Linked DNA regions of Homo sapiens: all the other regions are linked to region 3. Evidence: chromatin loops called from intact Hi-C (ENCODE). Cell type or tissue: OCI-LY7. All regions are shown on one strand.

Region 1 (4,000 bases), 220 kb after region 3:
GTCTGTGAGGATTTTCTGCCTAGAGGGAGATCTTGGATATTGACAACGAACATTTTCCGGGTACTTTACAAAGTGCTTTCTCGTACACTTTCTCAGTTAATGTGAGCTTCCGTCAGAGTCTTCGTTTCAGCAGATTTAAGCAGAAAAAGTAATCTAGAAAGTATTTGGGGGTGTGGGTAGCTCACAGAATTGCCGTAAATTTGAAGCATGAAGCTCAGAAATCAGGTGGGAACCAAGGGAAGAGAAGGCAGCCAGAAGCACAAATCACTCCCCAGGAATGAGAAGGTGAGGACCACACAGCTTCAGACGCTGGATCTTACCATGGGCAGCCTGGCCACATCCCATGCTGGATACCTGTCAACGCCAGATGACCTGTCACCGCAAACTGTCATCCCGTTGCCCCCTCAGCCACCTCGTGGGCCTAAGGGGCCTCCTCTGTGCCTGCTTTTTTATATTACTCACTCCAGAATTAATAACCCTCCTGCCCAGATCCCCAAAGTAAGGCCTGGATCATAGCTGGCACCTTGACTATCAGGGAGGTGGAAAAAAGTGGGTGTCCTTTTCAGCCTACAATGTGCCCATAAAGAGTTCTAGAGAAGGAATCTTCAATCCTATGGAAGTTGGATTGGATGTAGGGCAGAAAAGGGCAACTGTCTACAACCAGCTTGCATGAACACCTTGGAGTCTGGGTTATTATAAACTTATCCTACTTATTGAAGGATGCTGGGGGAGGGGGCTTTATATGAATCAGGGCTACTGAGATCTTTATATCGGGACCTCTGTGCAGCTCTGTCCTGACAACGTCACTTATTGCTCACGATTGGCATACCATTAGGGGATTGTTGGCCATCCCCTCTTCCCTCCATTCTTTCCTATGGGGCTAAAGGCAGGGAGGTGGGTCTCAAGTGGATGTGAGACCTAGAGCACACTCCCACATCCACTTGAAACTCATAGCCCTTACACTGTCATAGTCGTCCCTTTAAACCATAAAATAATGCTCTGTTTGTTTGTCCTTTGCAAAATATTTGCTGGGAAACAAAGACCTTCAGTAGAAGCACAAGATTTTAAAGAGAGGAATGAAAGATGTAGCGAGGGGAAAAGAGCCAGGCTGGGAGGTGCACAGTTCACGCTGCATGGTTCAGCCTCAGTGCCGTGAGCTCTGTGCACGAGGACAGTGCTGAGCAAGGCATGCCTGTGTCCCCACTGGACAGCTGAAGAGACTCAGGCAGAGCATGGACAGACCTAGTTCAGAGCCTGGCTGCACATAGTAGGCCCTCAATGAGAGGTGATGATGATGGTGGTGGTGACGGCAGAGCGAGGACTCACTTTGTCCAACGACTACATATTACAGATGTCAGGTTCACGACTATGCCAAAGGTCATGTTGAGGTCCAGAAGGAGTGGGTGGATGAGCAGAAAGAACATTCAGGGGACTGTAGGCAGGTGAATGATTTTATTCAGCAGCAGCTCACATCAGCAGCTTTCTCACACTGTCTGCCTTGTCTGGGCTGCTTCAGCTGGCAGCTCCCACATACAGCTGTGTGACCGGCTCTCCCCTGCCTTCAGGGTCAGCAGCTTAACTCTTTCACTCTCTGGGCACTAGGGGGCCAAGCTGTGTCCTGGCTTTCCCCGTCCGTCTCCAAAAACGGACATCTCTGGCTCTGTCTCTTTCTCTGGGCACCAGCGCACCTGCACAGGGTCAACAGGGCAGTTGTACCTTTTACAGACAATAGTGGCATAGAGCCAAGTGATGACGTTCCCACGTTATAGCTACATGGCTGTGATAACAAGTGGAGTTATACGCCTGCGGTCTATGCTGAGTCACGTGGGATGTAAACATCCTACCTTGGCCTAACCTTGACCAAAGCACAGCCATGTTCCTTACAACAGATAAGGAAGCCAAGACACAGAGCGAGGGCCAGCGAGCTTTCCGGGGTGATCAGTAGGAAGGGGCAAGAAAGGGTTAAATCGTGGCCCAACACGCTTGCCACTGCAGCTAGATGCTGACACAGGTGATGGTAACAAGGCCCTAGAACTCTAACGGGAAGATGAGTCATCGGGGGGGGGGTCATTAAAATGCAGGCTCTGATTCAGTAGGCCTGGGGGCATTTCCAACCACACCTGGGGGCTGCTGGTCCCAGGCTGCACTTTGAGGAGCTGGGCTCTAGCAGCAGTTTGCCTCCCTGGGAGCACATTAGAATCACTTGGGGAGATTTCACAAATTACTGATGCTTGAGACCCGAGATTCTAATTTAATTTGAGGTGGTTACAGGGTCAGAGGTCGTTTTTAAAGGTTCTCAAGTGTGTCTTATGTACAGTCAAGTTGAGAAGGGCTGTGTGAGTGGCTTGAAAACCATTGGTCGCCTGTGAAGAGGGCTTTTGAGAGCACCTGCAAGGACCGCCTCTCCTTCCTTCCAGCTGCTGCTTTGCTTGTGGGGCAAAGGCTCTCAGTCCGCAGTTCCAGCTAAGTTTAAATATGCAAATACCTCCGAAATGGCAAAGGTGAGGGCTTCTCTGAAGCGTGGCTCCTCACAGCAGGGCCTTCCACAATGAAGGGAAAGTGTACACAAGTGGGCTAGAGCAAGGAGGTAGCCTCCACGACTGCACACTTCTGCTGCTGGCCAAGTGACCCCCAGTTTAGGAGATATGACGTTTGGTGAGCACACGTCAGGACTGACCTGATTGAGGTTTGATACCAGAAGGCTGGAGAAGGGGTGCTGGCACAGAAAAGATGCAACGAAGGAGACTCCCCAGGTAGTCCTGTCTCTGGTTCCTTGAGTTCTACCTTTCCCTCAAGGGCCTCTCTCTCCAGCCACTGCTGCCAGCATGACATTCTCCCAGGGGGCCTGGTTTCCCTTTAAGGTTGTGGCCTTAAAGTGATAATCCCACCCCAGCACACCTACAGCAGGCTGTAATTATCAAGGGGGTTGACATACCACTCAAATCAAAGGCAGAACCAAAAGAAGTAAGTACTCCAAAGGAAAGGACATGGACTGAAGGGCTCTGGTGGTCGGAGGAGGTAGGGAAATACACTATTCTATGTCTTCTTGGAAATTGACAAGGCCCATTAGCAGATTCAGGTTCTGGGAAGTCCTGTGGGAAGTAAACCCAATGAGCTTTGTTCACACTAGTGTCGCCGAGTTCATTTGGCCACGGAACCCTCTTATGGCAGAATAACTCTTTATGTCTGCAAGGCCTGCTTTGGAATTGTGGATCTACTTTCCTGGAGGCTCAGCAACAAGACTGCTGCCCAAATGCCTCCGATCTGGAGGTGCAGGTCTGGCTGGAGGCTGAGGTGTGGCCTTCATCACCTCTCAGCAGCCCTGCAGCCCAGAGAGCCCTCTGTGCCCTTCTTGGGGGACTCAAAAAAGTATAGGGCGCAGGAATGGAGCGTCCACTCCACCGCTCTTATATCTGACTGAGGTGTTAAGAGTATGAGCTGTGTCATCAGGGACCAGGCTTCAAGTCCTGGCTGTACTGCTTACTAGCTGTGTGGCCTTGGACAAACTTAACTCCTCTGGGCCTCTGTTCCCTCACTGGTAAAAAAGGAATCGCTCCTACCTCAGAGTGTTGTTGTGAGAACCAATGAGACAGCTTATATAAAGTACTTAGCACACTGCCTAGCAGATAACAGTTCATAAAATGTTTTTCTAAAATGTTTTGTTTGACCAAAGTAGTTGGCATGAAAAAAAAAACTTTTGTTGTGCCAGTCTCTCCCCATGCAATCCCACCTGTCCTTGGAGGCCAACGCCAGTGCGTCTCCCAGGAAAGCCTTTCTTGACTCCCTGACCCTCACGGAGTGGACCCTTCTCTGTGCATTTGACCATGCTCTGCCTTGCTCCTGGGCCATCTCCCTGAGGGTGAGGGGCCATGCTAGAGGAAGTCTAGGCTGCATAAATGCCGAAACAGTGGTGGATCTAGCACATGAAGAGTTGAGAGCCTGGGAACTAGGGGAGGTGTCCCTCCTTCTTGAACTGTGGGGCTGAAGGGGAACTGTCAGC
Region 2 (4,000 bases), 82 kb after region 3:
TCAGAGGGGTGGCAGGCTGCATTTTATTCATCGTTAATTTAAACACCCTTCAAGTCCTCTCTTGGAATGCTGCTCAGAAAAATAGATGTATTGTTTGAGAAACCCTGCAGGCTTGTCCCGCATGCTCTAGCCCCCTCCTGAGAGAACAGATAGCATAAAAAATGATTTGTAAAGCAAGGGGGAGCTTCCTTAGGGAAGAAGGGGAAGGGGAAGAGGGTTTGGGGCCAGGTCCGAGTGCAGAAATCCTCAATGCATGAGACTAGCGTGGAAGGTGTAGCAATTGTGCTCTGGGGTGCCTGAAAGTGCCAGAGCTGCTTCAGGGGCAAGAGTCCAGGCCCCAAGTCCATGCTGATGAGCCCACCCTGGGGGTCAGGAATGGCCTCAGCAGGCCCTCCCTCCCTCCCTCTCCACCCTACAAAGTGAGGAGCCTTGAGTCACCACCAGCACATTATACAACAATACAAGAACCCTGCAACAGATAAAGCCCCAGCGCCTCTTCTGGACTCAGATGCCCTAGGCTGGCTGTCTGGCTGTGCTTTCCAGACAGTGTGTATGTGGAATTGTGCTTTTTGTTTTTTAAGAATGTAAAAAGTTACAGTAAGATCGAACCACAGGGCCCGTCGCTCCTATGGTCTCTGCCTGACTGGGCTGCCGTCTGCCTCAGTTCCCCAGAAGCTTCTCCTTTGGCCATGAGGGCTCAGTCATCCCTCACCCCAGAGTCCACAGGAAGAGGGGGTCTGCTGGGAGGCCTGTCTGAAGGACGGAGGATCCTGGGTCAATTTAGCAGCTATTTTCCAGGGTTTGGCTTGGGTTTGGATGCTGGCTTCTGTGTGAAACCTGAATACATGCAAATTGTACATAAAACTCCCCCAAGGCAGAGAGGGATTTTCCAGGCCCTGGTACATCTCTAGAGAGTTAAAAATGGGAAATCTTTCTTCTTAAAGTGGCCCAGACTGAGACTTTTCCTTGGGGAAAAGGGTTAGTAGCTCTTTGTAAGGCTGGTGTGTATGTGTGTGTGTATATATATATACATATATGCATGATGCTGTGCAAATGCCCAGGGCTGTCTGGCATTTTCCACAAAATGAGAGCCTGAGATTGCCTAAGCCTTCTGATGCCTTCTCCAGGCCTGGAGGCACTGCTTCATTCAGAGGACACAAAGGCCTGACCACCTGGCTTTAGCAAGCTAGGACACCCAGGGTGGCTTCTTTACCTTTCTCCTCAGCTCTGAGAAGGCTGCTAGCCAAGACTCTGGATTCTCTGTGGCCACAGTCATATGGTGAGGGCCTCTTGGAGTTCATTCAAACTTTAAGGGAGCCCCACAGCACCGGCATGATGGGTAAGTCCAGGCCTAAGGTTAGGAAGCAAATCCTGGAGCATGAGGAAATTGTAGGCTACAGTGAGCTACCAGTGGTGTGCAAACTGGAGACCCCCAAGACAGTGAGAGAGGCCACAGCATCTGAGGGAATGGAGCTCTTTCTTGGCCTGAGGTTCAGAAGAACCTGCACCAAAGAAAGGCATCCCTATCAATGTCACTGTTCCTGAAATGATGGGAGAACCACATCCCTGCTTCAGGGAAGCAGTCCCTGTCGTCTGGGGCGCTGAGCCCTTTGGCCTGAGATGAAGGATGATGGTGTGATGTATCATGGCAGTGTGACTGAGACTGGATTGGGGGATGGGGACAGGGGAACATAGGCAAAAATACACATGTGCCACTGGATCCTGAGCTGCCATTGTACCTTGGAGGACTGGCGTTTCTCTGGGAAGTTGGGAGGTGGGAAGAGGAAGGGTCTCATTTTCCTGCCCCTTGAAACCATGCTTACCATTCCTTTAGAAGATTGCTCAAGCTGCCTCCAATTGCCTCTTTCCAAAACCAAAGCATAGGAAAACAAGTAAAAACAGCTGAGGCTGCAGCATAAGCAACTTAGGATAGAGTCTAGGAAGCACCGCCAACAGAGAAGACTGCCAAGAAACATTTTGAGTTTTTCTTCTCTGGAGGTGGGTCCTGGTTCCTCCCATGGAGACCACGATTCTGTGTAGTCCTGCACGCTGGGCGGGGGATTGCCTGGAGGTTTCTTTAGACCTGTCTAGCTCACACAGTCTTGATGCCTGGGTTTTAGGCTGCTGTACTGTTGCTGGGGCTCACTTCCTGTGGGTAGGCTGTTATTTTGCCCGCAGATCAAGTCCTCACTGTCTAGATGCCTCTATCATGGGGATCTCTTCTTCCCTCTCTGGATGGCTCTGATCCCCAAGTTATTTCCTGTTGCCTAGGTAACACCTCTAATTGGATGCCTTTTAATCGTTCCCTTTTTTAAAGGGATAAATGTGGATTTTATTTCCAGGTCCTGTCAGAGGGCCCTGCCCTAGAGAACACGTGCGCCCCTGCGTGGGCAATCCCTTCACTGTGACCGCAACCATGGGTTGGATGGGGGGCACTCACTGGGCTGGCCTGACAGTCACAGTGAATCCTGAAAGCATGGTTTTCACAGGAACCCACCTTCAGGATTTAGCAAGACTGACGTCTCTCCTGGCCAGCGCTGCTTCACTGGCTTCACCCCAGATTAGGGCCTGTGTTTAAAAACCAATCCCAACTCAAATCAGAAATTACCCAAAATAGCTGGAGAGTCACTGAGATCTCAGGTAAGCTTTCCCTTCCTGCCATGAACTAGAAGGGGAAAGAAGAGTTTGACATTCAAGTTTGACTCTAATGCTGGGTGCGTGAGCGCATGCGTGCATGTTTGTGTGTGTGTGTGTTCCACGCACATTTGCCAGGGAGAGAGATTTCACAGCATGGCTCCAGCTGGAGGCGGTGAGGCGGTGCTTTTCTAAGACTTCCTATCAGAAGCTGTGCATACTGGTGGGTCACGCCGTGCCTGTATAAACTCTGGCACCTGTCCTTGCCCTCATCATATATGAGAAAAATGGGCAGAGAGAGTGTTCGTTTACACCCCCAGACCACTATCCTTTCAATGAAGCCTGGGTATCTGGCCTTCCTCCAGGTCAGGGACCCCCTATGCTGCAGAAGGCAAGTCTGGGAGAATCTGTCCCTCAGCCCGAGAGCAAAACTGTAATCCTAACATTACTTCCATCCACCAGTTTCACCAGCTACCTCCCTCCTGCCTTCCTCTGCCTCCAATAGGCTGTGCATGGAGAAGACAAATCCTCTTGATAAACAATATTTAGAAAGGGATTCTATCTTTCCTGACCCCAAACACATCATGGCCTCTGGAGCCAAATACCCTGACATTTGCAAGATGGCTTCTTTTGGGTTCCTGGTGCTGCAGGCCCTGGTTCCCAAGGACGCAGCTGGCAGAGGTGCCTCCTTCAGAGGAGGAGGAGGAGAAGCTGGAGGGCTGCGCCCGGCAACCCCATGATCTCTTAAAGGGGGAAAAGTTGAACTGATCAACAGTAGTTAAGAAAAAAAAAATCCACACCAACAAATAAATATCTTGTCTGAGAAGACTCAGATATTCCTGGTTAATATTGAAAAGCACTGCTGTGGATGAGCTTGTGAAAGAAAGGACGGTTGGGGGATTCAAGATCTGCCGATCCGAGCCTGGAGATCAGCCAGCTAAAAGCCCAGCAGGGCTCCTGCAGCCTCACCGCTCCCCTCCTCACAGGTGCCCTGGACCGCCCACCATTAGAAGTAGCTGCCCTGTGCTCTGTGCTAAATGGACTAACTCTGAGCTGAGAAAGGCCAGCTAAGCCCCTCACCACTGCAATTTCCAAATCTGGGGGAAATGCCACAGTCCGCAAGTTGGTGCTATGTTTCATCTCATTGCATAATACTACACCATTCTCTGTGTGTAGTGGCTGTTCTATATATATACATCGGGAGGCAACATATGGCTGTCCCAACCCCCACCTGTCAAAACTGTGACTATATCACTTCTGACGACCAGAAGGAAGCTGCTAGGCTGGGCCAGGATTCTAAATGCTGAGGAGGTAATTCAGAGCCACGAAAAGTTGCACCATATGCTTTGGGGTTGCCGGCTGCTTC
Region 3 (4,000 bases):
TGGGTTTCTGAAAGCGTGCACTTCCCATCTTCCATTCATTCATCTGGTTTCCAGCCCTGACCACAGTACTGAAATGGCATTTGCTAGGTGACCTTTATTTTTTTTTAAATCCAGTGAATGCGGTATAGTCCCCCCGCTTTTTTCTTTCTTTTTTTTTTTTTGTTTTTTGTTTTTTGTTTTTTTGAGACAGAGTTTTGCCCTTGTTGCCCAGGCTGGAGTACAATGGCGTGATATCGGCTCACGGCAACCTATGCCTCCCCAGGTTCAAGCGATTCTCCTGCTTCAGCCTCCCAAGTAGCTGGATTACAGGCACCTGCCACCACAGCTGGCTAATTTTGTATTTTTAGTAGAGATGGGTTTTCTCGATGTTGGTCAGGCTGGTTTCGAACTCCCGACCTGAGGTGATCCACACACCTCTGCCTCCCAAAGTGCTGGGATTACAGGTGTGAGCCACTGCGCCCAGCCTTGGTATAGTCTTTAACGAAAGTTCACTGATCTTGAAAATTTTGATCTTGAAACTCTTTTTTTTTTTTTTTTTTTTTTTTTTGAGATGGAGTCTTGCTCTGTCACCCAGGCTGGAGTGCAGTGGCACAATCTCAGCTCACTGCAACCTCCACCTCCCAGGTTCAAGCGATTCTCCTGCCTCAGTCTCCCGAGTAGCTAGGATTACAGGTGCCCACCACCATGCCTGGCTAATTTTTTGTATTTTTTTAGTAGAGATGGGGTTTCACTACATTGGCCAGGATGGTCTTGAACTCCTGACCTCATGATCCACCCACCTCGGACCTCCCAAAGTGCTAGGATTACAGGCGTGAGCCACCATGCCCAGCCTTGAAACTCTCCTAAGGTTATGTTAAACATTTTTGTATTCTTGGTTTTCTTTTTGTTCCATGGGTTATTTCTCTTTATCCTTCTTTTTAGCTTTCTTAAGTGTTCCTTTACCTTATCAAATTCTATTTTTGGCTCCCATTTCACTTAATAAGAGGAAAAGCTGGGATTTTTTTTTTTCTTTTGTGGAGACAGAGTCTCACTTTGTTGCCCAGGCTGGAGTGCAGTGGTGCGATCTCAGCTCACTCCAACCTCCGCCTTCTGGGTTCAAGCGATTCTTGTGCCTCAGCCTCCTGTGTAGCTGGGATTGCAGGCATGTGCCACCACGCCTGGCTAATTTTTGTATTTTTAGTAGAGATGGGGGTTTCACCATGTTGGCCAGGCTGGTCTCGAACTCTTGTCTTCCAAGTGATCTGCCTGCCTGGGCCTCCCAAAGTGCTGGGATAAATTTGAGCCATTGTGCTCGTCTAAGCTGGGATTCTTTGAATGAGTTCTTAGAGGCTTCCTGAAACTTTGTGCAACATTTTGTGTATGTGTATATTTTCTGGGGAAAGGATTTGTAACTTTCTATTTTTTGAGAGGGAGTCTCTGTGGCTCAGGGTGGAGTGCAGTGGTGTGATCTCGGCTCACTGTAACTTCTGCCTCCTGGTTCAAGTGATTCTCCTGCCTCAGGCTCCCAAGTACCTGGAATTACAGGCATGTGCTACCACACCTGGCTAATTTTGTATTTTTAGTAGAGACAGGGTTTCATTATGTTGGCCAGGCTGGGAATTTGTAACTTTCATCAGATATCCCAAGGGATATATGTCTTTCCTGGTAGAGAGGGAAGAAACAAAAAACGTGTGTAAATACCCTCCTCTCCCCCAGAAGGTAAGAAGTACTGCTCTGCACATTCCTTGGGTGATCTTTCTCACTCCCTGGGATAATTAAGGAAGTTAGGGATTGGGGTTGAGGGTAACTTGGCATCCTTCCCCAACCTCCCTGTATAGGCACAGTCTAATATACTTGATGACAGTTTGCAACAAGTCAACAATTTCCTACTTTTCTGGTGTTAGGTTTAAGTTATATAGACCTATGGTGATCATAACATTATCTAAATCAGATGCTTCACATTATAGGTCTTGCAGCTGATGTCCAGTTTAGGTGTTTGAAGTGGCTTAGCCTGGAAAATGTTACAGGGGAAAATCTGCTTTCCATGTGTTATGCTCAGAGCTGTGTTCTTTTCTTTTACACAATATGTTTGACATTTGTTGAATTTTAGGTGTACCCTGGTCATTAGGAACTCCCTAAAGGATCTCTGTGAGGTTTTAAAAAAACAAAACAAAACAAAAAAACAGTGGCATTTTGCAGAACTCAGTATAGCTCTTTACCATACTGACTGCAAGGAGAAAGTAAAAAGTGAGACTAATTTTGCAATTAGTCTCCCAAGTTTCTTTACAAGAAAATAGACCAAAGGTACTATGTTTAAAAGCAAAATCATGGCTTAAAAGTTTTTCTTTTTCTTAATATATTAATATATTGCTATAAATTGAGTATTGCTCTCTTGCTATCTTGTGTTTTTTTGGTTTTTGATTAACTCTAAGCTTAATGTTATTCCTGACAAATAAATAAATAAATAAATAAATAAATAAATAAAGTGAATTCAGAGAGACAGTAGAGGGCAGCAGCCGTTTAGAAAGTAGATTCACATTGAGTGATTACGGCTCTTTTAAATCTTTCTCCACTAAGAGATAGCTAATTTCCGAAAAGGTATACTTGGCCTCCCATATTCCTTATGTCTCTTAAAACTAAAAAAGCTGGGACAAAACTTAAAATAACAGTATTCTACGGTTAGGGCAAATTTCTGATACTGCTTAAAACAATTTACCGAGGTATCTTTATTTTTTTTTGAGACAGGGTTTCACTCTGTCACCCAGGCTGGAGTGCTGGAGCCTTGACCTCCTGGGCTCAGCTCAAGTGTTCCTCTCACCTCAGTCTGCCAAGTAGCTGGGACTACAGGCATGCACCATCATTCCCAACTAATTTTTTAAAATTTTTTGTAGAGATGGGGGTTTCATCATGTTGCCAGGCTGGTCTCGAACTCTTGGGCTCAAGCAATCTGCCCACCTCGTCCTCCCGAAGTACAGGGTTATAGGCATGAGCCACCACTCCCAGCCTCAGATTTTTTTATTGATGAATTTTATTATAACAGCTACAATACTGAGATGCATAACCCTTCCCTTTCCTGATACCCAGTTATCATCTGTTTCTGTTTAATACACTCCTTAAGTACCTCACATTTGCTATTCCCCTGCCCCCCATGGTCTATGCATCTTCTTCATTGAAGTGGTAGTAGTCTTTGTTAGCTCATCTGGTCATGTCATCAATTCAGAGCACATTACCTCTTTAGTTCAGAACACATTAATTGCTTCCCATAATCTTCAGGACACGGCCCCATTTCTTCACGTGGCTTGGCCATTGCTTCCCTGTTCAGCTTCCCCCACACTCCCTCACCTACACCTTCTGTCTCAGTATAGTACTGCTAGTCTCCAGACATGCCATGCCTTTTTATGCTTCTATGCGTGTTTTCCTGTCTTTAATGTCCTTGTCCATGTGATGAACCCCTACTCATTTTTCCAAGATTGAACTCAAATGTCACCTTTTCTGTGAGCTTCTCTGCTCTTCTCATGCAGAGTAGAAGTGTTTATCTCCATTGCCCTTGACCCTAAATAACAGTACATTAGTATAATAATCACATTTTTTACCTGTTTGTGTGCTTTCCTTCTAAATGGAGAATAAGAATATAAAAGTGATTTATTTGGCATTTCTGCAAAGGGAGATGATAAAAAGAATCTGCGTTACTTAGCCTTTTTAAAAAACCCTTAGCCTATGAAGGCTACTATTTAAGGTTTGGTTGGATTTTGTATGTTGGAAATATGTTCTTTAAATCTCATCTTCATCAGTTTATAAAAGCAATATAAGTTCTTTGTAGATCATTATCATGCCATCCAGATGTAGTCATTATTGTTTTGATATAGGTTGTTTCAGTCTTTAAACCAAATTATACACTGTTCCGCTGTAACTCTTGTTTTGAAAACAGATTTGTTCCAATGTGGGTGGTATATTAGGGAACAATTTGAGCATAATGTAAATTTTGAGTTTGCTTATGCACAAATCCCTAGGCAACACTAGG

Evidence for each region. A loop is a pair of places that touch in the nucleus more often than their neighbours do. Peaks named below come from ENCODE experiments on the same cell type or tissue, not always from the same donor. Only the 100,000 strongest peaks of a DNase experiment are listed, where the experiment ranks them.
Region 1: a loop joins it to region 3, with 3 times the contacts of the local background. A loop is called at or near these places in 2 of 110 quality-filtered maps.
Region 2: it touches region 3 in a loop (3-fold over the local background); 4 of 110 quality-filtered maps call a loop at or near these places.

The regions. Positions count from the first base shown.
Region 1 is chr2:47,652,865-47,656,864 of GRCh38, forward strand. It overlaps a transcript of MSH2 not described here. Among named protein-coding and RNA genes, the nearest start is that of KCNK12, 84 kb to the left of the region's middle. In OCI-LY7, CTCF peaks have their summits at 1,656 and 1,861; DNase peaks (open chromatin) are centred at 1,597, 2,017, 2,417, 2,767 and 2 weaker places; H3K4me3 peaks cover 3,353 bases; H3K27ac peaks cover 3,713 bases.
Region 2 is chr2:47,516,571-47,520,570 of GRCh38, forward strand. It overlaps KCNK12 (potassium two pore domain channel subfamily K member 12), which reads right to left. Exons shown (of 2, transcript NM_022055.2): 2 at 1-4,000. It also overlaps a transcript of MSH2 not described here. Among named protein-coding and RNA genes, the nearest start is that of MSH2-OT1, 9.0 kb to the right of the region's middle. In OCI-LY7, a CTCF peak has its summit at 2,385; DNase peaks (open chromatin) are centred at 2,141, 2,421, 2,791, 3,861 and 1 weaker place; H3K4me3 peaks cover 1,925 bases; H3K27ac peaks cover 2,242 bases.
Region 3 is chr2:47,434,991-47,438,990 of GRCh38, forward strand. The region is part of intron 7 of MSH2 (mutS homolog 2); the gene reads left to right. Among named protein-coding and RNA genes, the nearest start is that of MSH2, 34 kb to the left of the region's middle. In OCI-LY7, CTCF peaks have their summits at 2,490 (motif pointing right) and 2,689; a DNase peak (open chromatin) is centred at 2,501.